Regions from separate parts of the Mus musculus genome. Here region 1 is linked to region 2. Evidence: chromatin contacts called from ENCODE POLR2A ChIA-PET data. All regions are on one chromosome and are shown on one strand. Each heading gives the region's core, a stretch centred on a gene start or an enhancer-like site at or near the end of the contact. The rest is flanking DNA. Distances are from core to core; before and after follow the strand shown. Region 1 holds the start of Tbcc (tubulin-specific chaperone C). Region 2 holds the start of Cnpy3 (canopy FGF signaling regulator 3).

Region 1 (3,981 bases), core at 41-2,540, 140 kb after region 2:
GGTAAATTTTCAAATGAGTATTTTGGGCAGTTAAAAAAATCCCAATTAAAAGAACAAAAATGGAGGTTGGCAACAAGGGCGGAGATGGGGCTGAAACCGAGAACTGTATGGGCCACCGAGTCCAGAAGGCACGGTGGCTGAAGGCAGCACGCGAGGATGCCACCCGAGTCCTCGGCGGCCGCCGCCTTGGGCTTCTGCCAGGGACTGCACGGTCTTGGCTGCCCACTCGCACCTCGGGTTGGTCTGGACTTTAGGCTAGGCTCGTTCACTTCCGGTGACAAATCCCTCCCACCACCTCTAGAAATAATGTACCGTTTCCCCATCGCCTTCCTAAAGACCGCCGGCCCTATAGGGAGAAGCGAGGCGCTCCGGCTGAGGGTCTTAGCCCCGCGCGGCCAGCGGTTGCCAGCTGCGCAGGGAGTGGCTGCCACCGCGTCAGGGAGCAAGACGGTGGGGGTGGCATGTCATCCTCCCCCGCCCCCCCTCCGACTGCAGCAATTGGCCATTAAAAAAAATAATCTGTTTTTAGACTCCCCCAGGAACCCCGGAGCCCGCTCCAGCGAGGAACCCAGTCTTTCCCATAGCGGTGATTTGCGCTTTCTTCCCGCCCCAGTAACTGCCCACGGGGACCCAGACGCCCCCAGGCCGCGCCGAGCTGCAGTGGATGGGGGAGGGCAGGAAGGATGAGGGTTACCGGGGCGGCAGGGACCGGCTGAGCAAAGAGGTGATGGAAGGGAAAAGGGAAAGGGAAAAAAAAAGAGAGAGAGAGAAAGAAAGAAAAAAACCCAGAGGCATGCAAGCGGTTCCCTGGCCAGCTGTTCCAGCTGCAGCTTCCTCCGACGCGGTCCGGGAGGTGCAATAACCCCCCCCTCCATCTTTCTCGCACTACCTGTCCCCCACAACACCACAAGCACAGATTCCTCCCCACCACCCTGCAGCAGATCTCCGGCCTGTAAGGGGGTAGCAGGGAGGAGCTGGGGGGAGGGGGAGGCCTGCGAGTTTCTAACCTTGTTCTTATAAACAAACCCACATGTGCAGCTGCCGCTGCTGCAACTCACCCCACAATCCCGGATATAAGTCCTGCCCCTTTAAGAAGAAAAAAAAAAAAAAAAAAAAAGCTTCACCCGACTGCCTCCCACCCCACCCATCCACCAGGACCTTTGTCTCCCCACCCCCTCCTGTCAGCCGGCCCCGCCCTCCTTCCCGCCCCTCCAACGCGAAGAAACCAATAGGCGAGGAGAATATGGAGGGAGCTGACGTCACCGCAGCTGGCCAATCACAGCGCGCGTTGGTGGGAGGCCTCGCGCGGAGAGCGAGCGCTCGGAGGCAAGGCGGCGGGGGAGGAAGCCTGGAGTCAAGATGGAGGGTGTGGACTGCTCCATGGCTCTGGCCGACGCTGCCGCTGGCTCCCCGCGGGACCTGAGCCTGGTGCCCGAGCGACTTCAGAGGCGCGAACAGGAGAGGCAGATAGAGGTGGAGAGACGCAAGCAGAAGCGGCAGGACCAGGAGGTGGAGGAGGAGAAGAGCGGCTTCTTCGCCGCCGCCTTCGCCCGGGAGCGCGCAGCGGTCGAGGAGCTGCTGCGGGGCGAGGCGTCGGCGGAGCGGCTGGAAGAGGCGGCCAACCGGCTCCAGGGCCTGCGGAAGCTCCTGAACGACTCGGTGCTCTTCCTCGCCGCCTACGACCTGCGGCAGGGCCAGGCGGCGTTGGCGCAGCTGCAGGCTGTCCTAACGGAACGTCGCCAGGAGTTGCAGCCCAAGAAGCGCTTCGCCTTCAAGGCACGGAAGAAGGATGCTGCGGGGACCGCCCAGGTAGACGCCGCACCCGTCGCCTCGGCGGCCCCTTCTCCACCGGTGACCAAGGAGGAGGAGGGAGCTCCCGGGGCCAGCTGGGCCTGTGGCTTCTCCAACCTGGAGTCCCAAGACCTGGAGAAGAGAGCTGAAGAGCTGCACCAGCGCGACGTCCTTTTGAGCGACCTGACCAACTGCACTGTCAAACTGTGTGGCAATCCCAACACCTTGCGGCTTGCGAAGGCCCGCGGCTGCAAGGTGCTCTGCGGCCCAGTGACCACCTCTGTGTTTCTGGAGGATTGTCGAGATTGCGTCCTGGCTGTGGCTTGCCAGCAGCTCCGTGTGCACACTACCAAAGACACGCGCGTCTTCTTGCAAGTGACCAGCAGGGCTATCGTGGAGGACTGCAGCGGCATCCAGTTTGCCCCTTACACCTGGAGCTACCCGGGGATCGACAAGGACTTCCAGGACTCCGGTTTAGATAGGAGCAAAAATAACTGGGACCAGGTTGATGATTTCAACTGGCTGGCCCGAAACGTGGCCTCCCCAAACTGGAGTATTCTTCCTGAAGAGGAGAGAGACATCCAGTGGGATTGAGCACTGGCCACACTCAGTGTGATGTCCCATTCGGTTTACCTGATATTGTCTTATGTTTGCGGTGATAGGGGTTAGAAATTGTTGAAACTCCCCTCCTGTGAGTCCTATTAAATTCATAGCAGTGTAACAGACTTTTGCTGGTTTGGCCTTCCCCTGCCTCCCTTTGAGTATGACAGCGTGAAGAATTAGGGGGAGAATGGAGGAGCTTTGAGGGATTTGCTGTTCTTACCGTTGATCACAGGGAGTGATAAAGTGGGTCTTCAATAAATAATAAGGATGTCCGGAGAATTCCATTAGCGGACGGTTTAAATGGAAGAAGTAGGCCCATAAAAGCTCCATTAACGGCTGTTTTCCTCCCACTAAAGGTTTGTTCTGTGTCTTTTTCAGCAAGGCTATGAAGACTCCTTCCTGAACCTCTGGAATCCAGTGTTGTGTTAGGGCTGAAGTTTTGAATGGCCTCCAAGAGGTGTAGGAGCCAGCTAGCTGTAAGACTGAAACGGTTAAAGTGGCCAGCTCCCCTCCCTCCGTCTTCCTTGTCGAGACATGGGGTCACTATACACCACTGGAACTCACAGAGATGCCCCTGTCTCTACCTCTAAGCATCTGCACCACACCCTGCTCATGTTTCTTTTCCCTCAAGAGCTACAAGGCCATTTCTATTCTCACCATGTTCATGTGAGAAAACAGGTGGCATCAGGTCACCGCTCATGTGATGTGCTGCTGGAATTGGAAAGTAGGTGTGGACTCATCTTTGTGTTTTGTTTTGTTTTTTTTTTGTTTGTTTTAAAGGTGAGCCCCCATCCTAGCCCATGTTAACCTGGGACTCACTCTGTAGGCTGGCCTCAGAACTCAGCCTCCTGAAGGCTGGGATTTGGAGCCTGAGGCTTCACTCCCCGTGGTGCCCCATCTCTACAACACACTCAATAGCACTGAACTGGGAAGAGAGCTAAGCACAGGCCACATTAAGTTGCCCGTCATAGCCATGCGGCTAGCGGTCATCCAGAGGTCAGTGTGCTGAGTGAAGTTCCCTAACACCCTCTCTTACCGCCTTGTTCCCCTCCAGAAACCACTCCAGCAGTATTACTTGCAGCATTTACGTTTTTTGCTTTGATTTGCTTTTGAGAGTGGTCTCACTGTGTAGCCCCAACTCTGGCACTTGCTGTCGCAAAGATACACTTGGCTGTCCCTCAGTAATGAGGTTGCAGGTGTATCTCCCTGTATCTAGCCTGGGAGTTCATTTTAGGACGTGACTGTTTTAGGTTTTAATATGCCTTTAATGCCTTATGTTTGATATATCTATATATATATATATACTGTCTCCAGAAGAGGACTTACAGTAGCTTCTTGGGAAAATGGACTGACAGGATGTCAATAAGTATAGGAAGGGGCCTGGGTGGCCTCAGACGACAGCACTGTTCCTGAGTCAGAAAAGAGCCAGAGTTTCTTCCCCTTACCCACTAGCTGTGGAAGGGAATGCTAATAGTTTCAGGATGTGCAGCATCTACTAAGGAGAAACGTCAGTTACTTAAAAGGATAGCAACAGGAGAGGGATGCACGGAGCAGTGTTTTCGTCAGAGTCGGTCAGTCAGCTGATCA
Region 2 (3,950 bases), core at 1,009-3,508:
TTACAAAATGAGTTTAGGCCTCAATGGGCTATAAGAGCCTTGCCAGCTCTATGACTCTGCATCTATGGATGTCTCCTAAGGAAAAGAAAGGAGCTTCCTGGGCTGTGATTAAGAAAAGGAGAAAGAGACAGGCGTGGTGGCACATGCCTTTAATCCCAGCACTCAGGAGGCAGAGGCAGGCGGATTTCTGAGTTCGAGGCCAGCCTGGTCTACAAAGTGAGTTCCAGGAGAGCCAGGGCTACACAGAGAAACCCTGTCTCGAAAAACCAAAAGAAAAAAGAAAAGGAGAAAGATGGGGGCTGGGGCAATGGCTCAGCTTTGAGAGTCCTGGCTGTTCTTCCAGAGGTCCCGAGTTCAATTCCCAACACCCACTTGGTGGCTCACAACCACCTGTAATGAGATCTGATGCTCTCATCTGTCTGATGCCCTCTTCCATCATGAGGCACTTATGCAAATAGAGCACTCGTATACAAAAATACATAAATAAAAACCTTACAAAACTTTAAAAGAAGCCGGGCAGTGGTGGCGCACGCCTTTAATCCCAGCACTTGGAAAGCAGAGGCAGGCAGATTTCTGAGATTGAGGCCAGCCTGGTCTGCAATGCAAGTTCCAGGATTGCCAGGGCTACACAGAGAAACCTTGTCTTGAAAGAGTAAAAGAAAAGAAAAGAAACAAAACAAAGAAAACAAAAGCCCAGGACTGGTGGGGAGGTAAGGGACCATCCTAGAACAGGTGAGACCTTTTAACAGGTATCTTCCAGTGAACTCACATTAACTCTAGGGAGTCTCACTTAAAAACAAAAAGTCCTATGTAGTTACAGTGTGTGTGTGCACACACGTGTGTGGATATGTGGATATGCACATGGAGGCCAGAGTTCCTTTCTGATACTGTTCTTCATCTTTTGTTTTTCAGACAAGGTTTCTCACTTGAACCTGGAGCGTGATCATTTGGTTGGACTGGCTGGTCTCCTGTGCATCTCTTTAGGTGCGGAGGTGCGGGGATCAGGGGTGCACAAACATTGCAGCGTCTGGCTTTTTATATCTGTCTTGGGGATCTGAACTCAGATCCTCTGGCAATCACTCTACCCACTGAGCCGAGTCCCCTGCCCCCATTCGCCACACATTTAACAGCTCAAATGGGAGGATTAATGTGTCCCAAACCACCAGCCCAGCATCCAGTGCTTAGGGAACATCTGGCCTGTGTACATCTGCTTGGTGCATAAAATGGATATCCAGAATACTCGGGGGAGGGGGGCCTTCGAGGACTTAGAAAGAAGGTCGATGGCTGCAAAGGTCTGAGAGGAAACTGAGCAATGATGAGCAGGGCAAAAGAGAGGTCTCAGTTCCTTGTCCTTCGATTTTTAAAATCTACCTCCTTCACTTCAGTCTCCTCTGCGCTCGATGCTTTCAAAAAAGTGACCTCTTGATCCTTTGAGTGTGAGTCTCTTCTCTCCACATACACTCACCGCCCCTCCATATAATCCTATGTAAAGCCCCCCCCCTTTTTTTTTTTGGTCTGCCAATAAATATTTGCAACTCAGTACCTGTTCTCAAGAAGCCAAAACCATACACAAATTAGGTTGTAGTGAAAGCACCACGGGAAAATTTTCAGGTTCCCTTTTCTACGTCATATGGACCTTTTCAGTTCCTCAAATTCGCCCTCTGGCTTCTAGGCCGGCAGGGCCTCCTCATCTGCCTCTGTTTCTGTGGTTTCTGCGGAGTGAGTTCCTCTGCACGCCATGCTTTCCCTGGCCAACTCTTCATTTCGCAGCAGGCTTCCTGTATGAAGCCTTCCCTCCACCCCCACCTCTAGTCTTGATGAGCAACTACCCCCGGATTCGCCCAAAAGCAGGGATCTCCAGGTTATCCGAGAGTCACAGCACCCAGCATTGCCGCAAAGCACACAGCAGGGCCAAGGAGACCCCAGCCCAGGTCCTGCCAGGCCCAGACCCTTCCCACAGGCCCCGCCCCCTCCCGCCCCTCGGGCTTGGCTACGCCCCGCGGCCCCGCCCCCTCACCTTCGCATTTGCTGGGCAATCGCACCCAGTCGGTCTCCTCAGCCCCGGCGGGACTCGGGCCTAGCTTCGGGGCAGGAAGGAGCAGCAGCGGAAGCAGCAGCAGCAAAGGAAATAAGAGGCAGCGGGGCGCGAGCTCAGACATGGACTCCATGGCCCAGCCGGACCCAGAGCAGAGCGGACCCGGCGGCGCTTCCTCCGGCAGCGCGCGCGGAGCAGCTTCCCCCGGCCGCTTCCGGGACTGCGCACGTGCCTCTGGGTAACCACGGCAACGGCGAGCTCCGGCCCGCCCCACGCCCGGTAGCCTCTAGCGGCTTGCGAAACCGACCAAGGCCCGCGGGCGACGCAACCAATGGGTTCGCTCGGCGTCTGCTTTATAGCCAATGAGAGGAACTATCTTTTTTTTTTCCCATCTCAGCCAATCAGAGAGCGGATGGTGGCTTTGGCGCCCTATAGCGATATCACTGCCAGCTAAAGGAGGCTCAGTAGCTGGAGCATCAGTTCCTAGCGGGTGAACCTTCATCATACCTTGGATGAACCAGCCTTGGGCATTCTAGCCCTGGATAACGGACTATCTTTCATGGTTTTGTTTCTTGTTTTCTGTCTTTTGTTCTTCGAGACAGGGTTTCTTTGTATCCTTGGCTGTCCTGGAATTTACTGCGTGGACCAGGCCGGCCTCGAATTCAGAAATCCAGCTGCCTCTAAGTGCACCTCCACACCGGGCCTCGTGGTCCTCTCCCCGCACCCCCACCCCCATTAAGGTGTTAATAAAAAAGTCTTTATATATTTATTTTGGGTTGGAAGACGACTGGAATCAGTTGCCTCCTTCCACCATGTTGGTTCTGGACCTCAAACTTGGATCCTTAAGGCTTAATGGTGGCCCTCTTTAGTCACTAACCTAACTCATCAACCCTAACCATGGCTTTCTTTATAAAGTTGCAAGCACTCACTAGACACCGGCTTTTAAGGCTTATTATTGCAGCCACTCACTCGAATAGATACTTAGGGCCTCACAACAGCCCAGATATCCAGTAATTGCGTTTCTCCTTATGAAAACTAGATTAATAAACAGATAAGAGTGATCCTCTTAGCCGGGCATGGTCACACGACTTTAATCCCAGCACTCGGGAGGCAGAGGCAGGCAGATTTCTGAGTTCGAGGCCAGCCTGGTCTACAAAGTGAGTTCCAGGACAGCCAGGGCTGCACAGAGAAACTCTGTCTCGAAAAACAAACAAAGAGTGATCCTCCTACATCTCGAGGTTTGCCTGTTGGGAAGCTCAAATCAATAATTCATGAATTAATGGAATTAAAAAAGAAATCCCTAGTTTTAGGGATGTTGCTCACTGGGAGATCTTTGCCTAGCACTTGACTACCATGTGCAAATCCCTGGTGATCCATCTCCAGGCTGGCATAAACCTGTCATTGGCTATATAGTGAGGGGGAGGGAGATATAGCCTGAGCTACTTGAGGCCATATCTACAAAACAAAACAAAACCACCTTGAAGTATGTGGGACAGATGGATAAACATCCCAGCATTTTTTGTATGGTATTCCAATCTCTTTTGTTATTTGTTTGGATTCTGAGCTCCTAAAAGGCAGGAACCTGGCATTGGACATTTACACTTCTCTCCTGCCTCTGCAGCATCAGGGGACTTGAGCTAAGAGATCCTTGCTGAGGGCTCCCTGGCTGAACACAGACCTTCCTTAGCTACAGAGGGGCTGCCTCGTGTGCATGAGGTTCTGGACTCAATCTGGCAGGAGATAAAAAGTGGGCAATATCAGTCAGGTGGGATGGTGCGGCTCCATCACACCAGAGAAGGTGAAGGCAGAAAGAAAGACCATAGCTTTTGGGAGAAGCAGAAGGATGAAGAGTTCAAGGCCAGCCTTGGTCCTAGGGGGACTCTCTGACTCCTCAGGTTTCCTTTAAACTGCCTTG

The links. ChIA-PET counts read pairs that join two places held with the same protein, here RNA polymerase II (POLR2A).
Region 1: POLR2A ChIA-PET joins it to region 2 with 22 read pairs in embryonic stem cell. The contact joins the promoter of Tbcc here to the promoter of Cnpy3 in region 2. POLR2A ChIA-PET finds 5 or more read pairs at or near these places in 3 of 5 experiments (Patski and embryonic stem cell).

What each region holds. Positions count from the first base shown.
Region 1 is chr17:46,889,331-46,893,311 of GRCm38, forward strand. Tbcc (tubulin-specific chaperone C) reads left to right here and starts at 1,291. Exons shown (of 1, transcript NM_178385.3): 1 at 1,291-3,133. The coding sequence starts at 1,360. The coding sequence ends at 2,385. It also overlaps a transcript of Bicral not described here.
Region 2 is chr17:46,749,956-46,753,905 of GRCm38, forward strand. It overlaps Cnpy3 (canopy FGF signaling regulator 3), which reads right to left and starts at 2,259. Exons shown (of 6, transcript NM_028065.4): 1 at 2,018-2,259. The coding sequence starts at 2,168.